2 separate regions of the Homo sapiens genome follow, and region 1 is linked to region 2. A link is an interaction called in ENCODE POLR2A ChIA-PET data of the cell type or tissue named here. Cell type or tissue: PC-3. All regions are shown on one strand. Links, peaks and the distances in the headings refer to the core of each region. The heading gives the core; the rest is flanking DNA.

Region 1 (11,482 bases), core at 4,063-9,062, 830 kb before region 2:
TATATAAATTTAAAATTTTATATAATTTTAATAAATGTTTGTAATACAGCCACAATCATTCCATTTACATATTGTCCCTGGTTAATTTTAAGCCAAGACATTGTATGACGAGTAGTTGCCATAGATACCTCAAGGCTCACAAAACCAAAATATTTAGTATCTGATCCTTTGCAGAAGTTTGCCTATACCTGTTCTATGTATATATAGGATGTCTGTTTATTTGAGGTTGATCCATTTCTTTTATATGAGGTGCGTGCTCATTAGGTATTTTTCAAAATGTTATTACAATGCATAACCCCATAAACTGTTCATCATCTTAAGAGGAGAAGCTCTGTTTTGCTCAGCATTGGACTCCTAGTGCCTTACTCAGTGCTGGCAATTGCAGGGACTCAGTATATGTTATTGGGTAAACATTTTAACATCAGTGCTAAATCAGTGATTTCAAAACTCCAGAAAGAATTTCTCACCTACTAGAAAGTAAGTTGACTATTTCAGTAGTTTCTAATTTGTCTTAAAAATTTTTTTGTAATCCTTCTTTGCTGATTAAAATTCTCCCTTCCCGTCCCCCAACCACTGAATTTTAGATATACAATGAAAAGATAATTAAAAACAAACTATTGGAGTCATTTTTCTTCCTAAATAAAGCAACATTTATTAATAGTACTAGCAAAATTGAAATGGCCTCAGCCTTTTACATCCGTGCGCCACGTTTTAAAAATGACGATTACTGGATTCCAAGGCATGGTTGTCAGAAACATTCTGCGTAATTAAAGCAGAGCAGCAGAAAATACAAACGTGAGTGCCAATCAACATGAGTGTGTAAAGAAAAAAAGTAAAATTTTGCATTCTGTGCAATGTGTCGAACGTGAACGTATTGCACGTTGTGTTGCAGATTTACTACAGCTGAGTCATTTCGGGACACGAGTGTGTGTTTCCAAGAAAAACGAGAGGAAGGAACCAGGCTGAGGGGCTCGCCGGGTTCCCCCAGGCACTCCCAGCAGCAGACACCGGTATTCCGCGGCGGGCGGCGGCGTGGTCAAAAAAAGGCGCCGCTGCCCCTTTAAGAGGCAAAGCACCTTTTCCAAGATACCATCTTGCACCAGGAGTTCACTTAAGCTCTCCACCTACCTTGCTATATCTCTCCTCCCTGACTGGGTACCGCCTGCCGGCGGGGCGAGCGAGCCTTTTCATTGGTCTTGCCCTCAGGGCCCCCTCTCTCTTACTGGTTCTCAGGCCTGCCACTCGGCACTGTCTCCCGCCCACCTCAGCCTTCGGGCTAGGTTGAGTGAGGGCTCTTGGGTTAGTTCCTGTTAGGCCCCGGCCGGGGGAGTAGGTTGAAGTCTCCTAAGATGCCCGGTGGGCTGGGGCACCGGGAGCTGTGAAGGGAACGTGAGGGGGCGGCGTAGTGGAGACCCACGGCAGGCCTGAAGAAGAGCGGCGGCCGAGCCCGCCTTCCCTGCACCATGCTCATAGAGGATGTGGATGCCCTCAAGTCCTGGCTGGCCAAGTTACTGGAGCCGATGTGAGTGAGCCGGGCTGGGCCGGGGCCGGCGAACGTGGGCGTTGGGGGCTCGCGGGGGCGTGGGGGAGGGGAGGTGGCGTGGGGGGCGGCGCTGAGGGGCCGCGGCCGGGAGGTCCCGGCGACGCCTTCCCTGTAGTACTATCACCATTGTGGTGGGGGTGAGGGTGGGAGAGGAGCGCTGGGGACGGAGAGGCGCCGTGAATATGGGGACTGGGGGGGCAGGCAAGGACAGCGAAGGCTTTTCAAACGCAAATATCGGGGTGCTGGAAGGGGTAGCAGGGGCCGTGAGGGAATTTAAAACATTGCTGTTTGAGAACTGAGAGAGAGGTAACGGGGCTCTTGAGGGATTTTTAAAATGTGAATATTGAGATGTCGAAGGGAATAGCAGAATATCAAGGGTTTGATAAACATTATTATTCCGGGACTGAAAGGTCTAGAAGCAAAATATCGAGGGCATTTTCGAAATATGAGGGCAGAAGCGGATAGCAGGGACATTGAAACTGTATAGCGATTATTGGTAAGTTCTGAGGGATCAAGAATATTGAAGGATTTGAAAAATACTATGGAGTAGATGAAAAGGATGTGTGGGCATTGAAGGGTTTTAGAAATTATTGGGGAGGTGATAAGTGTGATAGCAAGGATATTAAGGGATTTTAAAGTATTATTGAGGGCTTGATAGTGCTAGGGGAACTGATGACTTTTAGATACATAGAGGTTGGAAAAAAGAGGTTTCTGTAAGTTTAGTTGAAGGTTGAAAGGGCTACACTGGTATGCAGCATTAATTGGTGGAGGAGTATACCTAACAGTATGTAGGGATTTTTAGATACAGGTGGTGTTGGAGGAATAAAAGGAGCGGTAGAAAGAATAAGAGATTTGTAAGTATTCTTGTGCCATTGAGAGGACAGTTTTGTAAATGTTTTTGTAAGATTGAGAGGACACCTGAAGATAATTGGGGTGTAGTATGAGGGACCGAAAAGAATGAGAGACCTGTCTTTTAAAAATATTTTGGGTGGTGTTAGTAGAAATGTTATTGGGAGGCTTGAAAGAGGTAACAGATGTATCAACATTTTGTTTTATAACCTTTTTTTTTTGAAACAATGTCTCGCTGTGTCTCCCAGGCTGGAGTGCAGTGGCTGGATTTCGGCTCACTGCAACCTCCGCCTCCCGGGTTCAAGCGATTCTCCTGCCTCAGCCTCCCGAGTAGCTGGAACTACCGGCGCGCGCCACCACGCCCAGCTAATTTTTGTATTTTTAGTAGAGATGGGGTTTCGCCTTGTTGGCGAGGCTGGTCTCGAACTCCTGACTTCAGGTGATCCGCTCGCCTTGGCCTCCCAAAGTGCTGGGATTACAGGCGTGCGCCACTGGACCCGGCCATGTTTGATAACCATTTTAAAGGGTAGAGTTGTGGAGTGCTTATTTGGGGGAATGGGGTATGGCTAGTTACTGGAAGGGAAAGAATCATGTTTTGCCTCCTCCTTGCTTCTGCTTTATTATTCTCTTATTGAAGGTTAGAGCTTTCTGCTTGAAAGAAAGGGGTAGAAGAAGAGATGGGCAGGCTTTGATTCATTAGGTCAGATTGCATTAGTGGAAAATTTGAGTGTTTTTCGGAGGTGAAAATAGGGAGTAGTTTGGGAGGTGTGGAGGCATGGTAAAGGAACTTCTGGGGGACAGTGTCAAGCTACTTCCCTGTTGATCTCTTTCAGTGAAAATGACTGAACACACTTGAAGGTTTTGTAGAAGAATATAGGTCTCTTGAATAGGGGTTTTTTTAACTCCTACAATAAAGTTTTGGGCACAAAGATGGAAATGGTTTGTGGTGAAGGTGGGAAATAAGATGGATGTAATGAAATTGACCATATATGGGAAAAGGTTGAAAAAAGAAAAATATCTGTATGTTTAAAGTATTCTTCATGTGGCTGGGCACGGTGGTTCACGCCTGTAATCCCGACACTTTGGGGGGCCTAGGCGGGCGGATCATGAGGTCAGGAGTTCAAGACCAGCCTGGCCAATATGGTGAAACCCCGTCTCTACTGAAAGTATAAAAATTAACCGGCTGTGGTGGGGCGTGCTTGTAGTCCCAACTACTCGGGAGGCTGAGGCAGAAGAATCGCTTGAATCCCAGGAAGTGTAGGTTTCAGTGAGCCTAGATCAGGCCACTGCTCTCCAGCCTGGGCAACAGAGCCAGACTCCGTCTCAACAAAATAAAAATAAAAAAAGTGTTATTCATGTTATTTAAGATTAAAAAAGAAAAAATACATCTCTTTATTTTGTATTTCTGCTGCTCTGATGCCTTTAGAAAAAACAACCTACTTTCCAGACAAGTTTAGTTTTGTTGGTAGCTATCCTTTTAAGAAGAATTAAACATACATTTTATGTCTTGGATAGAAGGTAACAACTTTTAGCCTTATAGTTACTTGCTTTTTCTTTTTTTTAAAGCTCCCTAAGATGTTTTACTCTGAGTAGTGCTTTTCGTTTTTTGTTTTTTTTTTTTTCCCCTTAATGTTGAAGGTTAGTCTGGGTGGGAGCTTCTTCTTGCTTAGGCTTTTTTTTTTTTCCTTCTTTTTTTTAAAGCTACTTAGACTCATAAGTATGATCATTCTGTAATTTTCATGAGTAAAAATTATCTTTCAAAATGATTACTTGAGTTTAGTTTCTCCTTTTGAGTTATATATTCAACTTAAAGTTCACATGCTTATTTTTTTTAATTTTGTTGCTCATTTAGGGTAAAAAAAAAAAGGCTAAAATACTTTATTTGTTTGTTTATTTATTTATTGAGATGGAGTTTCGCTCTTGTTGTCCAGGCTGGAATGTGGTGGTGCAATCTCAGGTCACTGAAACCTCTGCCTCCTGGGTTCAAGCGATTCTCCTGCCCCAGCATCACGAGTAGCTGGGATTACAGGCACTTGCCACCATGCCCGGCTAATTTTTTGTATTTTTAGTAGAGACGGGGGTGTCACTGTGTTGGCCAGGTTGGTCTCCAGTTCTTGACCTCAGGTGATCCACCCACCTCGGCCTCCCAAAGTGCTGGGATTACAGGCATAAGCCTTTGTGCCTGGTCTAGAATACTTATTTTTAACTCACCTAAGTAACAGTTTTGAATGGAGATATTAATAATAAAAAAGTAAATGCAGATACCACATATATTTTTATTCTTAGTATGTCATCATGGGAGATTATTTTTTGTTTGTTTAGATATCCTAAAATGTAATAAATGATATGCTAAAGTGGGTTGTGTTTGTAAATTTACTTTTTTGCATATTCCAGATTCAAGAAAATTTTCATGGCAGATTGGCATGTTGCTACAACATAGCATTTCAGAGCAGTTGCTAGGCTTTGAGATAGTATAGTTGCACCGGCTAGGTTGGAATCAAACTATGACTGTGCACATGATTTTCTTTCTTTTTCTTTCTTTTTTTGAGGTGGAATCTCTCACTGTTGCCCAGGCTGGAGTGCAGTGGCACTCACTGCAACCTCTGCCTCCTGGGTTCAAGCGATTCTCCTGCTTTAGCCTCCCGAGTAGCTGGGATTACAGGCGCCCGCCACCATGCCCGGCTAATTTTTTGTATTTTTTAGTAGAGAGGGGGTTTCACTTTGTTGGCCAGGCTGGTCTTGAACTCCTGACCTTGTGATCCACCTGCTTGGCCTTCCAAAGTGCTGGGATTACAGGCATGAGCCACTGCGCCCAGCCTGTGTGCACATGATTTTCTATTACATTTTCTTATTTAGCTTAGTTTACAGTAAATTAAATTTATGAAAGCTTCCAATTCCCGGGGGATTTTTAAAATGTTACATCTTGTCCCTAGTGAAACATATGCATGTAACGGGAGATATTTCTTTTTTTTTTTTTTTTTTGAGACAGGGTCTCTGTCGCCCAGGCTGGAGTGCAGTGGCACGATCTTGGCTCACTGCAACCTCCGTCTTCGGGGTTCAAGCGATTCTCCTGCCTCAGCCTCCCAAGTAGCTGGGATTACAGGCGTGTGCCACCATGCCTGGCTAATTTTTGTATTTTTGGTAGAGATGGGGTTTCACCGTGTTGGTCAGGCTGGTCTTGAACTCCTGACCTCAGGTGATCCGCCTCCCAAAGTGCTGGGATTACAGGCATGAGCCACCACACCTGGCCTAACAGGTTTTTTTTTTTTTTTTTTTTTTTAAGACGGAGTCTTGCTCTGTTGCCCAGGCTGGAGTGCAGTGGCGTGATCTTGGCTCACTGCAACTTCTGCCTCCCGGGTTCAAGCAATTCTCCTGCCTCAGCCTCCTGAGTAGCTGGGATTACAGGTGCCCGCCACTACGCCCAGCTAATTTTTGTATTTTTAGTAGAGATGGAGTTTCACCACGTTGGTCAGGCTGGTCTCAAACCCCTGACCTCGTGATCCACCTGCCTCGGCCTCCAAAGTGCTGGGATTACAGGCGTGAGCCACTGCGCCCGGCCAACAGGAGGTATTTCTAAACCAATCTAGTTTACAGTTGATTATTCCCTATGGACAAGTTAGGAATGTCATGGGCTATTAGAGCTTATCTGTTACCTTCCATTCCCTTTGTAGGTGGCGAACATGTCTATTACTTTTATTAGAGGAAGGACAGGAGGGAGACAGGAAGAAATGACTCCTTAACTGGCTGGAATAGACTAGTACCACCATTTTTGTTGGCAATGCAGTAAAAGGGAGGGAAACCAATATCTCAGTCGAGAAGTTTGTCTCTTTCCCTACAGCTGCATGAATAGACTAGACTCAGTTCTTGTTTGGGGACTTCATCTTTCCTCAGTTTCAAAATATCCTGGATATCCTAGTCATAGAGACTGTAGGGATTATGCACAATTTAGAGATGTCATGGTTTCTTTCTGTCAGAAATAACTGCTCATTGTAAGAATGTGAACCCCTTTAAAGTAAGGTTCTGCTAAATTCAGGAAATAAGTGCATCACTAAAGAAATTTCTGCAAGTTTAAAAAAAGATCAGGCAAGCATTTTTCAGTAACCTGCATTTCTATCAAAACATGTTGTATTTAATGGGGAATGTTTTATTTATATTATATAAAATGTATAAATATGTATTATTCACTGCTGCTTGTTTGGCTTAGTGTAAAACTTTCTCTTGGTGTGTGTTTTAAAAAGCATGGTGGGATTTGTAAACTCTGGACAATTTGTCTGTCTTACTTTAATAGACATTGTTGTGTGAATCGGCATTTAATTTCTAGTTCCGTATCTATCTCTAATTCACTCTGTGACTTAGGATAAGTTGTCTAACCTTTTTCTATTAAACAGAACTAAATTTTATTTGCCTTTTACCTACGTCACCAAGTCTGTTATGAGTATTAATGATGTAGACTTTAAGTGGTTTGTGTACCTCTGAATCATTCTATAAATGTAAACAACATTTTATGGTTTTTGGAATATGAAAATACATGAAACTTTCTGCAAAAGTATTTTGCTTATTAATGTTAAACACCACTGCCACTTAAAAAATAATAATCAGTCTATTACAAGACAGACTAGAGTCTCATTGCAGGTCCTATAGGTAGGAACAGGAATTGCTAGTCAAAGTCATAGACTTGATGTGCAGTTTTTGTGATTTCTGGCCATATCAGTGTCTTTTAAAGTGCCCTAGGAGATTGAATATGTTGTCAGCTTGGAGAGTGATAGAAAAGGCAGCAATAAGGTTAATAGACTAAGTTTATTTTATTGGTTCATATTTATGGGTTCAGTGATCATGATGCATATACTTTGGTTGAACTCTAGAGTTTACATGTTGCTGTATGTTGGCAGTCCTTATCAAATTGAACTCTGGATAGTAATCTCTGCAGTTGCCCAAATGGGAGGAAAAATAATTATCTAGCAATTTTTGGAGCTGACCACCTGGTAAATAAACTACCAGCGTTAAATAAGTATTTTGGAGGTATATTCTTAAGTTTGGGAAGTACTGGTAATTTTCGAAGTGTACTTAGTTGCTTCAGAGAATTAGTGTGTCTCTAAAGTGCTGTGGGACTTAAGGATACCATTCACTATTTCATAGAAAAGAACTTTGGCCAGAAGACTTCTTGGCAAGTTTTAGTCTACTAACTTAAGAACATATTTGTTCTTATGTCCTTTGGTCTGCCTTTTAAAGATGTCTGACTTCATCCTTCCTGGCCCAATAACTATAGGCTAAAGCCAGAAGTTGCCTTTTTAGCCCTGTGTTTCTTGCCACTGTCTTCTCTTATCCTCTTACAGTGTTGCTACTTACTTCCTTATTAATCTCTTTTTATACAATGTATTATTTTGTACTGTAATTATTTGTTTTCGTATCCACCTCTTGGCCATGGGCGTGCAGGGCAAGGTCTGTTTTGTTTAAAGTAATTCCATTACCAAGCAATATGCTTGGCACTTAGTAAACACTCAGTATATGTTTAAATGAATGAACATTCTCATATGTATATACAGGTAATTGACAATTAGAAAAGTAAGAATTTTTTAGTAGTCTAATTTTGTGCATGTATTTAGCTAGTGGCTACTATACTAGGAGCTATGGTCCAAATATCCAAATGGTATTTGCAACTGATGAATGTATGTATATATTTTCCTCCCAAATAAATCTAGGGTTATTTCTTCCACATGATACTCATTCATGAAAGCCCCTAATTACTTAAGGGGAAGATGAAAGTACTATGGTCTGAATGTTGGTGTCCCCTCAAAATTCATGTTGGACATCTCAAAAAAAAAAATATGTGAAAGGAGCCTGCTTGTTACCATGAGAGGACACAGAAGGTACCATCTGTGAAGAATGGGCCCTCACTAGACTCCAAGTTTGCTGATGCTTTAATCTTGAACTTCCCAGCCTGCAGAACTGTGAGCAATACATTTCTGTTTATAGCCGGGCACGGTGGCTCATGCCTGTAATCCCAGCACTTTGGGAGGCTGAGGCGGGCAGATCACGAGGTGGGGAGATGGAGACCATCCTGGCTAACACAGTGAAACCCCGTTTCTACTAAAAATATAAAAAATTAGCCGGGCGTGGTGGCGGGCGCCTGTAGTCCCAGCTACTCAGGTGGCTGAGGCAGGAGAATGACGTGAACCTGGGAGGCGGAGGTTGCAGTGAGCCGAGATTGCGCCACCGCACTCCAGCCTGGGCGGCAGAGCGAGACTCCGTCTCAAAAAAAAAAAAAAGAAAAATTCTGTTTATAAATTGCCTAGTTGGCTGGGCATTGTGGGCTCATGCCTGTCATCCCAGCACTTTAGGAGGCTGAGGTGGGTGGAGCACTTGAGTCCAGGAGTTCGAGACCAGCCTGGACAATGGGGCGAAACTCTGCCTCTACAAAAAAATAAAAAAAATAGCCTTAGTCAGGCATGGTGGTTCACACCTGTCGTCCTACCTACTTGAGAGGCTGAGGTGGGAGGATCACTTGAGCCTGGGAGGTTGAGGCTGCAGTGAGCTATGATCAAGCCACTGTACTCCAGCCTGGGCAACAGAATGAGACCCTGTCTCAAAAAATAAATAAATACTAAATTGCCTAGTCTAAGGTATTTTGTTATAGTAGCCCAAACAGACTAAGAGAGAAAGTTTTCATTTGAAAAAAAGTAGAAGTACCAATATATGTGTATCTTTAATAAATATTAACAAATGTGAAAGTCAACTCCATTTTTACTTACTTTGTCCAGTATGGTCTTATCTTTTTTTTTTTTTTTTTTTTTTTTTTTTTTACTTTGAGAGGAGTTTCGCTCTTGTTGCCGAGGCTGGAGTGCAATGGCATGATCTCGGCTCACCACAACCTCCGCCTCCTGGGTTCAAGCTATTATCCTGCCTCAGCCTCCTGAGTAGCTGGGATTACGGGCATGTGCCACCACACCTGGCTAATTTTGTATTTTTGGTAGAGACAAGGTTGCTCCATGTTGGTCAGGCTGGTCTCGAACTCCTGACCTCAGGTAATCCGCCCCTGGGATTACAGGTGTGAGCCGTCAGGCCTGGCCCAGTATGGTCTTACCAAAGGGATAATCTGAACACAGATCTCAGAGTCAGACTTTTTTTAAAATTCACTTTCATTCTTTTAAAATAAAAATAAGCGTATTATTGCATTATGACAGTATAGAAAGTAGAGAAAAGAAAATTATTAGTATTTATTTTGTTTTTCTTATGTGTATGAATTTTTATATAGCTACAGTCAGACTCATTGTAAAATTCTGATTTCTTTGACATTACATCAGAAGCATTTTTCACATTTATATATTGCTTTTATAACCATCACTTTGGTTTTTTTGGTTTTTATTGTTCCCGCCACCCCCGAGATGGAGTCTTGCTCTGTCACCCAGGCTGGAGTGCAGTGGCGCAATCTCGACTCACTGCAGCCTCCGCCTCCCGGGTTCAAGTGATTCTCCTGTGTCAGCCTCCCAAGTAACTGGGATTACAGGCACGCGCCACCACGCCTGGCTAATTTTTGTATTCTTAGTAGAGATGGGCTTTCACCATGTTGGCCAGGCTGGTCTTGAACTCTTGACCTTGTGATCCACCCGCCTTGGCCTCCCAAAGTGCTGGGATTACAGGCGTGAGCCACCCCGCCCGGCCCTTGTTTTTTATTAAGACAGGGTTTTGCTCTGTCACCCAGGCTGGAGTGCAGTGGCATGGTCATAGCTCACTGTAGCCTCAACCTTCCAGGATCAGACAATCCTCCCACTTCAGCCTCCTGAGTAGCTGGGACTATAGGTGCATGCCACCACACCAGGCTAATTTTTTTATTTTATTTTTTTAGAGATGGAGGTCTCACTATGTTGCCCAGACTGGTCTTGAATTCCTGAGCTGAAGCAATCCTCCCACCTCAGCCTCCTGAAGTGCTGGGATTACAGGCATGAGCCACTGTGCCTGGCCATAACCATAATTTTTTAAAAAACATTTGTTTATTGTATTATATTGTATTATAGTATATTACATATATATTTTTTGAGATGGAGTCTTGCTTTATTGCCCAGGCTGGAGTGCAGTGGCGTGATCTCAGTTCACTGCAACCTCCGTCTCCTGGATGGATTCAAGCGATTCTCCTGCCTCAGCCTCCTGAATACCTGGGATTACAAGCACCCACTACCGTGCCCAGCTAATAACCATCACTTTGGATGCCTAATATTTCACAAACATCCAACAATAAGAGAATGGTTACCTTGGCACTATTTTTTTGTTAAAAATTAATGCTGTTTTTATTTAATAAATATATTTTGTGTGTGTATAGCTTTAGGTACTAGTAATATTTTCTATATATGCCTTTATTTCCTTCGTCTAGTTTATCATAAGTGTAACTACTGGTCAGAGAATATGGATTTTTTTTGTTGTTGTTGTTGTTGATATGGAGTTTTGCTCTTGTTGCCCAGGCTGGAGTGCAATGGCGTGATCTTGGCTCACTGCAACCACCGCCTCCCGGGTTCAAGCAATTCTCCTGCCTCAGCCTCCCGAGTAGCTGGGATAACAGGCATGCACCACCATGCCCAGCTAATTTTGTATTTTTAGTAGAGATGGGGTTTCTCCATGTTGGTCAGGCTGGTCTCAAACTCCTGACCTCAGGTGATCCACCCTTGGCCTCCCAAAGTGTTGGGATTACAGACGTGAGCCACCACGCCCAGCCAAGAGTGTGGATATTTTAATGGCTGTTGATACACATTGAGATCAGGAGATTTTTTTTTTTTAAGCTGTGGCTCAGAAGCACATGTATTAGTTGTTTCACCTCTGAAAGAAAGAGCACATTAAGATGGAACTTAAAATTAGATCCATATTCAGAAACATGTAAATTTTTCTGCAAGTGGGAAAGGTCTAAGTAGTCTTGGCTTTTTTCCTAAAGCAAGTAAATGGTAATGGTTTTTCAGTAGTGTTTTTTGGCTTGGGGCCAAAGGTGTAGGACCTTACTCTTTGATCTTATGATTGCATGTCTGAAATTTTCTATGAAGCTTATGTACTGGCTCAGCAGTTGTGTAATATACGTGCAATAGAGATTTCATTAAAAGGGGAAAAAGA
Region 2 (11,482 bases), core at 2,469-7,468:
CTGGGCCTCCTTCTATTTTCAATTTCTACTTTTTCTCTTAATAACCACCCATGTGCATGGCTTTAACTACCATCTATACCTCTCATTCTGTTCTCTTCCCAAAACTCATGGCCTATTTGATGTCACTCCATGGAGGGATGATACACAACTCAAAGTTAATCTTACTAACTTCTCCCATTAGAACATAAGTTGCATTGGAACAGAGGTGTGTCTATCTTGCTTGCTACTGTATGACCAGTACTCATAACTTAGTCTAGAACATAGTAACAGATATGAATGACTATTTGTGGAATGAACCCGAGAAGATACTCATAGCTAGATTGTACTTCTTTTTGCTTAGATGACTTCTGACTGGAATGGGGTTGGGAAGGTTTTAGGGGGTTTGGGATGGAGACAGATGGTGGGTTGGGAGGTAATGATTCATCCTCATTCTTTGCTATCTATAAGCCTACATAGCAAGTCAAGCCTTCATCACAGGGATGCCACTCATATTTCCCTCATTGACACCATACTTAAACTTATCCAATTTACTAGCAATCCTATCAACTCTGCCTCCAAAATAATTGATCCAATATCTATTCATTTCTTTACATCTTCTCTGCTGTTGCATTAATCCAAGCCTCTGTCCTTTCTTGTCCACTGTGATAGCCTCTTATTGGTATTCTTGCCTCCTACTCTTATTTCCCTATCATTTATCTCCACACAGCAACCAAATACCTTAAAAATAACAAAAAAAATTAAGTCCTTGACCTACTTTAAACTGCAAAGGTTTCCTATTACACTGAAAATAAAGCTAAGTTTCTTACTATGGTGTTTAAGGCCATATATGGCCTAGCGCCTACCTTCCATACTGACTCTGGCTTCATCATTCTTCCCCTTGCAAACTAAGCTCTAGCCACACTGCTCTGCTTTCTTTTATGCTAACATAGTAAGCTCATTATTGCTTAAGGTCCCTTTTACTTGCTTTTCCCTCTGTCTAGAAGATCCTCTCCCCTGGTTTTTGTATGGCTGATGACCTCATGTCCTTCAAATCTTTAGCTTCCTGGACCACCATATTTAATGGCCACTCAATCTTTCATTATCACACTATCCTGTATTATCTTCTTCACATTTTTTATAGCTAACTCAAGTTATTTTCTAGAATATTTTTCCTTTTATTGTCTGTTTTATTCATTACCATTTTCCCAGCATCTAAAATAATAGTGACCCATAATAAAATAATGACCCATAGTAGGTCCTTATTACTTATCTGTGGAATATCGCAGTGAATGACAATGAAAGGAATATACTCTCAAGCTCTCATGCCACTGCTCTTCTAAATGTCATTTCTTTGGAATGAGTCCATGTTTATTTTTTCTTTACTTAAAGGGAAATAAGTAAAGTTTAAAATCCGTAATTTTTTCCCTATACCCTGTCTCTTCTTATAGAACTATTACATATTTCTTGTAATAATAATGATTGTATATGTTCAATTGATCTTTTATTCCTGTCAATGTGCTAGATTATCTCATTTATTTATTACATCAACCCTCTAAATTAGATCCTATTATAAAGTGTACTTTATAGATAAGATGTATGAGTTTTGGAATGTTTCCATTAGTTTCTCAAGACCACAAAGCTAACCAGTATTTCATTTTACTTTCTCAAGTGAACTTTAGGAACCAGGTAATGATAAGATAGACTTTGGATAACTGATGACTGAAACTTTTTTAAAACAACCCTTTTGGTAATCAGTGATGGTGGTAGAAGGAGGGAGGTGTGGGGTGGGGGGAGGAAGAGGAAGGGAGAGAGAACACTTCATATCATGACAGCCAGATAAAACTTTGGTAGCAATCTCTGAACTCAGCTCATTTAACATCATTCCCAGAAGGAAGGTGCATTAGTTCGTTCTCACACAGCTATTGTATAAATAACTGCCTGAGACTGGGTAAATTATAAAGAAAAGTTTAATTGACTCACAGTTCTGCATGGCTGGGGAGGTCTCAGGAAACTTACAATCATGGCAGAAGGCGAAGGGGAAGCAAGGCACATCTTACATGGTAGCAGGAGAGAAAGAGAGAGAGTGAGGGGAGAAGGTGCCACACTTTTCAACCATTAGATCTCATGAGAACTCTATCACGAGAACAGCAAGGGGGAAGGCCTCCCCCATGATCCAATCACCTCCCCCGAGTTCCCTTCTTCAACATGTGGGGGTTACAATTTGACATGAGATTTGGGTGGGGACACACAGCCAAACCATATCAGAGGGACAAACCAAAGTCAGGTCATTCTCTCTGAATTCCTTTGTCTTCTGTTAGAACAACCCACTAATAAGTAGACTCTCAAGGCTTTGGGTTCAGGAAAATCAGAAAGACTGACTTTGCTTGACCATTTAATCTTGGGGCTTAGCTTGACATATTTATTCTGTTATCCAAGAAACAAAATTACATGCAAAGTAGAAAGTCATTTACATCTGCCAAGGAGTTTAGTTTGAAATAGGAGAGAATGGAAAGAGAAAAATAGTTAAGAAAAATCTTAGGAAGATAAACAACCTCAAAGACCAAGAGTCTGTCTTAATATAACTGCAAATGTTTTAATGAAAACTGAAGGGAAAAAAAAACAGTTTGGATGTCTAGATAATTGATTAAAATTTTAATTTTCTACCTGGTTGTTTGGTACTATAAAAATATAATCATGCTAAATCACTTCACAAAGTGTTGTAATAAATGTTGCTTTTTCTCAATGGATTTTCTTAGAATTTTAGTGTTCTGTATTACTATTTTGTGTATAAAGTACAGTGATTATTTTTTAAAATTTCCAACTTTTATTTTAAGTTCAGGGATACATGTGCAGGATGTGCAGGTTTGTTACATAGGTAAACGTGTACCATGGTGGTTTGCTGCACACATCATCCCATCACCCAGGAACTAAGCCCAGAATCCATTAGCTATTTTCTTCCTGATGCTCTCCATCCTCCCACCCTCCACCTTCCAACAGACCCCAGTGTGTGTTGTTCCCCCAATGTGTCATTGTGTTCTCATCATTGAGCTCCCACTTATAAGACATAACATGCAGTATTTGGTTTTCTGTTCCTGTGCTAGTTTGCCAAGGATAATGGCCTCCAGCTCCATCCATGTCCCTGAAAAGGACATGATCTCATTCCTTTTTATGGCTGCACAGTATTCCATGGTGTCTATGTACCACATTTTCTTTATCCAGTCTATCATCGATGGGCACTTAGGTTGACTCCATGTCTTTGCTATTGTGAATAATTCTGTAATGAACATATACATGCATATATCTTTATAATAGAACAATTTATATTCATTTGGGTATATACCCAGTAATGGGATTGCTGAGTCAAATGGTAGTTCTGCTTCTAAGACTTTGAGGAATTGCCACACTGTCTTCCACAATGGTTGAACTAGTTTACCTTCCCACCAATAGGGTAAAAGCATTCCTTGTTCTCCACAACCTCACCAGAATCTCTTGTATTTTTGACTTTTTAATAATAGCCATTCTGACTGTGAGATGGTATTTCATTGTGGTTTTGATTAAATGCAATTATTTTACGCATTTGGAGGATTAACCCTGCCCTTAAAATCCATTGACCCATAGCATTAGAAAGACTTTTTGTGAAATTTAGTAATGGCTTAATTTGTGTCTAGATTAGCCAGTGATGGTTGCAATGGAGAGGAAGTATGAAAAAGAAAATCAACAAATTCTATTAAGCTATTGAAATGTGTCAGAAATTTTGCTAACCCCTCCATGAATTAGCTCATTTAATTCCACGTTAATCCTATACAGTCTTATTATGACTCAAGTTTTTAGATGAGCAAACTGTATGCCAGAGAGGTGAAGTAACTTTGCCCACGTTAGCATACAGTAGAGCACAGGGAACCCAGGCAGTCTAACGAGAGTTTAACCACTCCAGCATACAGCTCTTGAAGGAAACTACAGTAGCTTCAGGGAAAAAAAATTATTTTTGCCTAAGATAGTTAAATCACAGCAACAGGGGCTGTGGAACCAATTGTCTGAAAGAGTCTATACCACAGGCTTATTTAGGTAACCAGTATTCAAATCAGAAAGGGCTAAAGACAGAGTGACTTCTGGCATTATGATGCAAGAAAAACATAGCTACATGTGAGTAAATTGTTAGGCAAAAAAAAGTAGGATGGGAACTTATCCTTGAATCTCTGAGACAGACAAAGGGGTGTGTGTGTGTGTGTATGTACATATATGTATATGTATATATAGGTATGTAATTATAAATATATATATGTATCAATATATACATAAATACATTTATGTATTCAGGTTATTTGTTTCCTAACATTCATTTTTGTGCTAACATTCATTTTGAGAATTTTACATTGGGGTGTATGTGTGTGTAAAAGTATGTGTTGAGTGAGCAAGAAACTTTTGTGTATCATGGGATATGTATCTACGCCATCTGTAGAATGGCACAGAATAGTACTGAAAACCACCAATACCCTAAGAGTGGTGTGAGGAGGGATGAGTCAGACTGGGAGCAGCATTTCCTAACTGCCCACTCACAGGCACATTGCCAGAAGGCTTTATTTATTCTCTAGGTTCTAGTCTTCAGATTCATAAGAACAGATAATATTAATTTTTATAAGAATTAGAGTGATTAACTACAAGACTGTACTCTCCAGGGACTCTGTTTTATTTACCCTTGTTTACCAGCATCTAATATTCTGCCTGGCATAAAGTCAAGACCTAATAAATGTTTGTTGAGGGAATGAGTAATAAAGTTATATAATGTTTTGTATTTATTAGATCAGTTCCTGTTGGCGAATCATTGCCCTCCTGGGTCACGGAGAAGCTGGCACTCAGATTGTGTTATGGGATACTTTTAGAACCAAGGTTCTTTGACCCATTAGCAAACCCACTTCCTGGTATAGTTTTTAGGGGTTTATAGAGACATAAATTCAGTAAACAAGAAGTTATTGAGCTCTATTATTTGAACACTATCAGAGGGAACTGGGGATGGCTCATTGAACAAGCAGGCCAAATCCTTGTTCTCATAGAGCTTACATTCTTATAAGTTAAGCAACAAAATAAGTAAATGCGTAACATGAATGGGTGATAAAAGCTATGAAAAATCAGGGAAAGGAGAACGAGTTTGATGGAGGAATACTATATAGTGTCCCCTGGGGATTGAATTCTCCAGGGCCTAGAATCAATTTAATGAGAATTTTAAGTGACATTATTAAATTACTTTAAACACTTCCTTTATTAAATTACATTGATAATTTTTCAAAGATTTCAACTGCACCCAAATTATAAAGTTCTTGGGAAACTATTTTCTACTTTATGTTTAGAATTCTGTTCAATGAGTGGCTGGTGCGATAAAAGGATGGCAACAATGATCAAGAAAATAAACTTCTAGAGGAAACAAGGAACGAATTATAATAGCCAACATATTTTGGATACTTTCCCTATGCTGGTCAAAACTTTATGTTCATTATCCCAGTTTATCATCAAATGATTTCTGTGCAATAGGATTATTATTATCTTCTTTTTATGGCAAACAAGGCACAGTAAGATTCTGTAAGTTGCTCAACGTCACTTAGCTAGTAGGTAGAAAAATCCAGGATTGAACCCAGGTGGTCTGATCTAGGGCCAAATTATCCCCTTGTAGGATTAAGTAAACTGCCTCCAGAATCCAAGTTTTCTAACTGCTAAGATACACTGCTTCTTTAAAAAGTATAATGAAGTAGGAGGGCTTAAGTATTTGAGATTATTGATTTTTTTTAAACACAACTGCAACCCCCACCATGAAAAGATACAGTATTCCACAAAGACCTTTCTATTCCTTGAATACTACATTGAATTTATTCCAGCCTTTGTCCAGTCCTCTGTGCTTGCAGGTCCCTCTGCCTGGAATGCTCCCCACTGGGCTCTTCGCATTGCTGACCCTTTCCCATCAGTCAAGCCTCAGCTCAAATGCACCTCTTCAGAGATGCCTTCCCTGTCTGCCCAATTCCTGGTAGCCCATCACCCCTCAGTCACTGTAATGATTTACCCTGTTTTTATGTTCCCAGCCCTTATCACTATGTTAAAAGTTACTGATGTTCCCCATGGCTATTTTCCCCTACTAATATGCAAGTGCCATGAGGTGGGTGGCAGTATTCATTGTAATTGGTCCAGAGCCTGATCTCTGCCTGTACATCACAGAGGCTTCAAAAACACTGAAGAAATGAATGCTGTCCCTTGGGTCTGAAGACCCAGATAGATCCCGGGGGGCTCTACTTCTGTGCAGGATCATGCATCTGCCCACATTCTGTGCAGAATTAGAGTACAAGATGGGAAAAGAGAGATCTGCAACTGGGGCCTGAGAAATACTTACCAGTAAGCACCCAAATTAGCCACAACTGCTCAGAAACCTACCACGGAGACCATCTATGAAGGCTACTTGCAGGAGGACCAATTTGAAGGCAACTTCTGCAGTTAAGTATATGCAAGTTCATCATTTCAATTTTATCTGAATCTGCTTGTTCATGTCTTATTTTTAGTTCCCACCTTAATTTGGATCTAATGCTTGCCATGATTAATCAACCATTTCCTCCCACCAGAATGTAAGATGAGAGCAGAGATCCATCTGTCCTTTACAGTGCTGTGTACTCAGTGTCTAGAAGCATGCTGAACACATAGTAGGTGCTCAAGTAATACTTAATAAAGGGACCAACAAATGGCCCAACACTAAATTTCCTCTGTAGACAAAGGCAAGTGGAAGAGCAGAATGAAACATTTATTGAGTCCCTTCTAAGCCCCAGGCACTGTTTTAGATGTTTTACGTATCTTATTTCATTTGTTGACCCTGTTAAGTGGCAAGCTTTGAGAGCCTCACTTATAAAAAGCTAAAATTCATGGAGTGAAGATGCCTTTCTTCTTCCATGCCATAAAATCAGGTCTTGCTGGGCAAGTGGGTTTTTAAATGAACATTGGGTATCACTGGAAGCCTCAAACTCTAATCAGTTTGGTGAGGTCTATGCTATGACCTGATAATGTTGTTTCAAATAAATAATTATTCAAATAAATAATTTTGTATGATACCCTAGCATATCTGAGGATCAACAGAGAATTGTAATGAGAGCTTTGGCCACTGCCTCACCTATAGGATCACTTCCATTTATCATCTCAGCTCTAATTTATCTGAATCAAAGTTTAAAACAATTTCCAAACAGAAGACTAGAAATACTGCAAATAAAGTGAATTTGGAGGAGGCTGTTCCCAGCAGGTACAGAAAGCTTAGCCCAGGTCAGTTAGACAGGGACAAATGCAAGCTGGCATAGGGTCATGCTTGAGATTGGACTGGAGAAATTGTAGGAGAACCAGTTCATAATAAATGACTGTCCCAAATCCCCCGCCCTGAGCTCAAAATACTCAGGCTTGGCCCTTTACTTAGTGATGCTTCAGGGGCTCAGTGTGAGCAAACATGTAACATATACCCTGGCCCTGAATGACCTTGTTAGGTACTCCGTGTGAGGAAGGTAGCACTTACGAGAACATTCTTGAAGGTTTAATAACAGCGAAGTCTTTTCAGCTCATTCTGTGTGTAAATAGGGCCAATTTCAAGAAAAGATGAGTTTCCTTAAAAAAAAAAAAAAAACTGTAAAATAATAGTGCCATTACACATACCTCCCTCAGCCATTTAAAAATACCTTGAGGCTGGTTCTCTCCTGAGGGCTTATCAAGACACAAGCCTGCCAAGTGAAAGGTAGTCGATTCTTTATAGTGTATCCTTGAGGTGTTTTCCCCTCTTCACAGAGTTACTACTCAGGTCAGCACATTGTTCTAAGGTATTCCCAGGAATGTCAGAAACAGTCAAACCACTTTGCATGTAAGTACAGAGGCCAAAACACCACTCTGGAGTCCACAGGCTGGTTCAGTCCTGGTAGTTTACACTAATTCTCTGTGTGGTTTTGGGAAGCTCACCCAAGGGTTTTGGGTTAACCGCTCTGCAAGATGGTGGGCAGGATCTAAAAAGGGCTTCCATGTCACTTCCAACTCTGGCTGTCTGACTCGATGAGGACTGCCAAGGGCCAGTGGGTGCCCTCCTCTCCTCACAGGCTGTAGCAGCCATCTAGAAAATAGCTCTGTTCACAGGCAAGGGAGAAAATTGACATTGTTCCTTTGCTTCTGAGTTCACCTGTAAGACCCTTCCTTCAGCATTCTGCAGCTATGCTCTCTCCAACTGAGACTTAGAGAATTGGGCATTATAAACAGCAAATCTAATCCCCTTTTCTCCACCATCATTGTTCCCTGGTGCTAAGTCCAGAGTTTCCATACCCTGAACTAGACATGGAAGGAGGGAGGAGACTACGCAAAGTTCAGTGGTGCCATTTTTTTTTTAACTTTGTCATCCTAGGACAAAGTTTCTTGAAGTATTACACTTAGAGTTTTTTCCTTAGAAGGCACTGGGGTACTTCCTGAAGACGGTGATTCTTGGGCTTAGCTCAGGATCTACTGATTCAGAGCTTTAGGGGGGCTGTAAGTCCCCAGATCTTCATTTTCTTTATTTTTATTATTTGCTTTTTATTCATTTGTTTAACCCTTTTCTACCATAGCTTCATGGTGTCTAACACCTCAGTGACAAAGCTTTGTTGATGACAGTGTAATGCCCAACCTTGTTTTTACTAACGCTATTTTTAGACTCTCCCTTTCCTTTAATCACCTAGCCTTGCTTCCACCTGAATTGACCCTCCCTTAGCTAAGAGAGCCAGACAGACTCCATCTTGGCTCTTTCACTGGCAGCCCCTTCCTCAAGGATTTAACTTGTGCAAGCTGACTCCCAGCACATCCAAGAATGCAATTAACTGATAAGATACTGTGGCGAGCTATATCCGCAGTTCCCAGGAATTCGTCCGATTGATAACGCCCAAATCCCCACGTCTATCACCTTGTAATAGTCTTAAAGCCCCTGCACCTGGAACTGTTTACTTTCCTGTAACCATTTATCCTTTTAACTTTTTGCCTACTTTACTTCTGTAAAATTGTTTTAACTAGACCCCCCCCTCCCCTTTCTAAACCAAAGTATAAAAGAAAATCTAGCCCCTTCTTCAGGGCCGAGAGAACTTTGAGCATTAGCCGTCTCTTGGCTGCCGGCTAAACAAGCGGACTCAATTCGTTTCCAAGTGTGGCGTTTTCTATAACTCGCTCAGGTACAACAACAGGGTGGGGGATTGCTTTGAGATCTCCTAATTAAAAATGCCATAGGACTACCCAGATTTTTGGTTACTGAGTACAAATCTTCATTTTAAGCCAAATACTGTAGATAATTCTTATTTATGGTAGCTAACATTTGGAAACTACTGTCCTAGAAAAAGGTAGACAAAAACTTTTAGCCTTTTGCTGCTACTAACCATGATGATTATTCATTCATCCAACAAAGATTTATCATTCACTACTATATGCCAGGTAAAATAATGAGCAAAAACACAAAGTCCCTGTTCTCACGGAGCCAGCAGTCTAGCAAGAGAAAGAAATGATAAACAAATACATAATATGTCAAGTAGTAAGAAAATCTAGGCAGTGAGATGAAGGGTGAGTGATGGGAGGTGTGCTTTTCAGACAAAGTAGGCAGGAAGGTTTGTATGTAGGATGATTGTGCAAAGACAAAAGAAGTAAGGAAAAGAACCATGTGGCTGAGGGAAGAGCATTCCAGACGGAGGGAGCCACAAGTAGAAAGGCCCTGGAGAGGGGATGTACGTGGTCTGTTTGAAGAACAGCAATGAGTCCAGTGTGGCTGGAGTGAGGTGAGTGAAGAGGAGTTAGAGGAGATCAGGGGCTAATACCTTGTAGCTTGTTTGCGTTATTTCTAGGCTGCAGAATACTATACAGTCTGGATTGTGGAACAATGATTTGCAGTGATAATATATTATACACCTGTTCTTAGTCTTTTGTCCTTATTTATGCTGTAACTCCCTGTTCCTGGCTGAACTCCTGAAGACAACCTAAAATAGGTCTTTTGCTTGAGAATTGGGGCAAAGAATAAGAAAGCTTTGGGAGGGAGGTGCTATGGACTAAATTGTGTCCCCCTGCAAAGTCATAGTTTGAAGCCCCAACCCCCAATGTGGCTGCATTTAATAATAGGGCCATTAAGGAGGTAATTATGGTTAAATGAGGTTATTAGGGGTGGGACCTTAATCTAGCAGGACTGGTGGTGTTTTTGCAAGAAGAGAAACGCAGAGAAAAGACCACGTGAGGACTCAGTTGAGAAGACGGTCGTCAGCAAGCCAAGGAGAGAGACCCTAGGAGAAACCAGCCTGCTGGGACCTGGATCTGATACTTTCAGCCTCCAGAACTGTGAGAAAATAAACTACTGTTGTTTAAGCCACCCAGACTCGGGCATTTTGATATGGCAGCCTTAGCAAACTAATACAGGAGGGTAGGACCAGGAGGTCTTTATTTAATTATTCACCTATTTACTTCCTCAGACTTTGCTGCATGCTCAGTATGTGCAAGGCACTGTGCTGCTTCTTTGCATGCATTATTTTATTTAATCTCACAGCAATACTGAAGTAAGCTTTATGACCATCACCTTACAGATAAAGAAACAGAGGCTTACTTAGGGGCAGTCAGTTGGCCAGGGGACATGTTGGAGCTTTTATTCAAATGCAGGACTGTAACAGTAAAGCCTGTGTTTTCCCTACATCTCAGAAGCGGGAGAACAGAGGTGTGGAGCCAGCCTACCTGGGTCCAAATCCCACCTCTCCTGCTTGCTAACTATGTGACTTTGGGCAACTTACTTATCTTTCTGGGCTTTGGTGTCTGCATCTGTAAAATGGGGACAATAAATGCTTTCCCTTAACTAGACTGTAATTAGCACTAAGTGAGCTAATACATTAAAACATTAGAATAGGGCTAGCCACCTAAATGCTTATTACCACCCTGAAGTCACAGGGCCCTGCTTGAAGGAATTTGAAATCTTTAGGCTGTACAGAGTATGAAAACCCTCCTCATTCTCATGTTGAGTTTTCATGTGGAAAGGGCCTCAGGTTTCTTATTTAGTAGTTCTAAGAAATAGATTTCAGTGCAATTTAAAGACTTAGGCATACTTGGCATTGTCCAGAAGTAGAATGGCCAGGTTTGAGAGGGAGCAATCTCTCTGTTGCTATCTGGTCAGGAATGTTGTGAGGGGGTTCAGGGCACCTGTGAAGGGCTGGCATAGATGAATTCAGAAGTCTTCTCTTGCATAGAAATTTTATAATTCTTTCTAATGGGATGGGAATAGGTGTGCTACAAGACTGGGGCAGCTCTGTTTTCCTTGCATAATATATTTTCTTTCTTTCTTTTTTGTTTAAAAAGTGAATTGTGTTGCCTTTAGACAGGGCTTGAACTCACAAATTCATAACAGCCAGTATCATGCTTTTTTTATTTTTTAAGCTTCTGCAGGATTTTACATTTGGGGTTCTGACTCACATGCTTAAGCATCCTGTCATCTGGGTTGTAGGACGATGAAAGGATTATTAATTAA

Evidence for each region. Peaks named below come from ENCODE experiments on the same cell type or tissue, not always from the same donor. Only the 100,000 strongest peaks of a DNase experiment are listed, where the experiment ranks them.
Region 1: POLR2A ChIA-PET joins it to region 2 with 6 read pairs; 1 of 35 experiments calls an interaction of 5 or more read pairs at or near these places.

Annotation. Positions count from the first base shown.
Region 1 is chr5:146,202,303-146,213,784 of GRCh38, forward strand. It overlaps RBM27-POU4F3 (RBM27-POU4F3 readthrough), which reads left to right and starts at 1,303. Exons shown (of 20, transcript NM_001414499.1): 1 at 1,303-1,522. The coding sequence starts at 1,464. RBM27 (RNA binding motif protein 27) reads left to right here and starts at 1,303. Exons shown (of 21, transcript NM_018989.2): 1 at 1,303-1,522. The coding sequence starts at 1,464. RefSeq lists enhancers at 739-888, 1,359-1,518 and a silencer at 11,184-11,478. In PC-3, for the core only: a CTCF peak has its summit at 7,035; a DNase peak (open chromatin) is centred at 6,829; H3K4me3 peaks cover 331 bases; H3K27ac peaks cover 2,092 bases.
Region 2 is chr5:147,033,210-147,044,691 of GRCh38, forward strand. It overlaps a transcript of PPP2R2B not described here. Among named protein-coding and RNA genes, the nearest start is that of PPP2R2B-IT1, 120 kb to the left of the region's middle. In PC-3, for the core only: no CTCF peak of the experiment used is centred there; DNase peaks (open chromatin) are centred at 4,532 and 4,812; H3K27ac peaks cover 1,595 bases.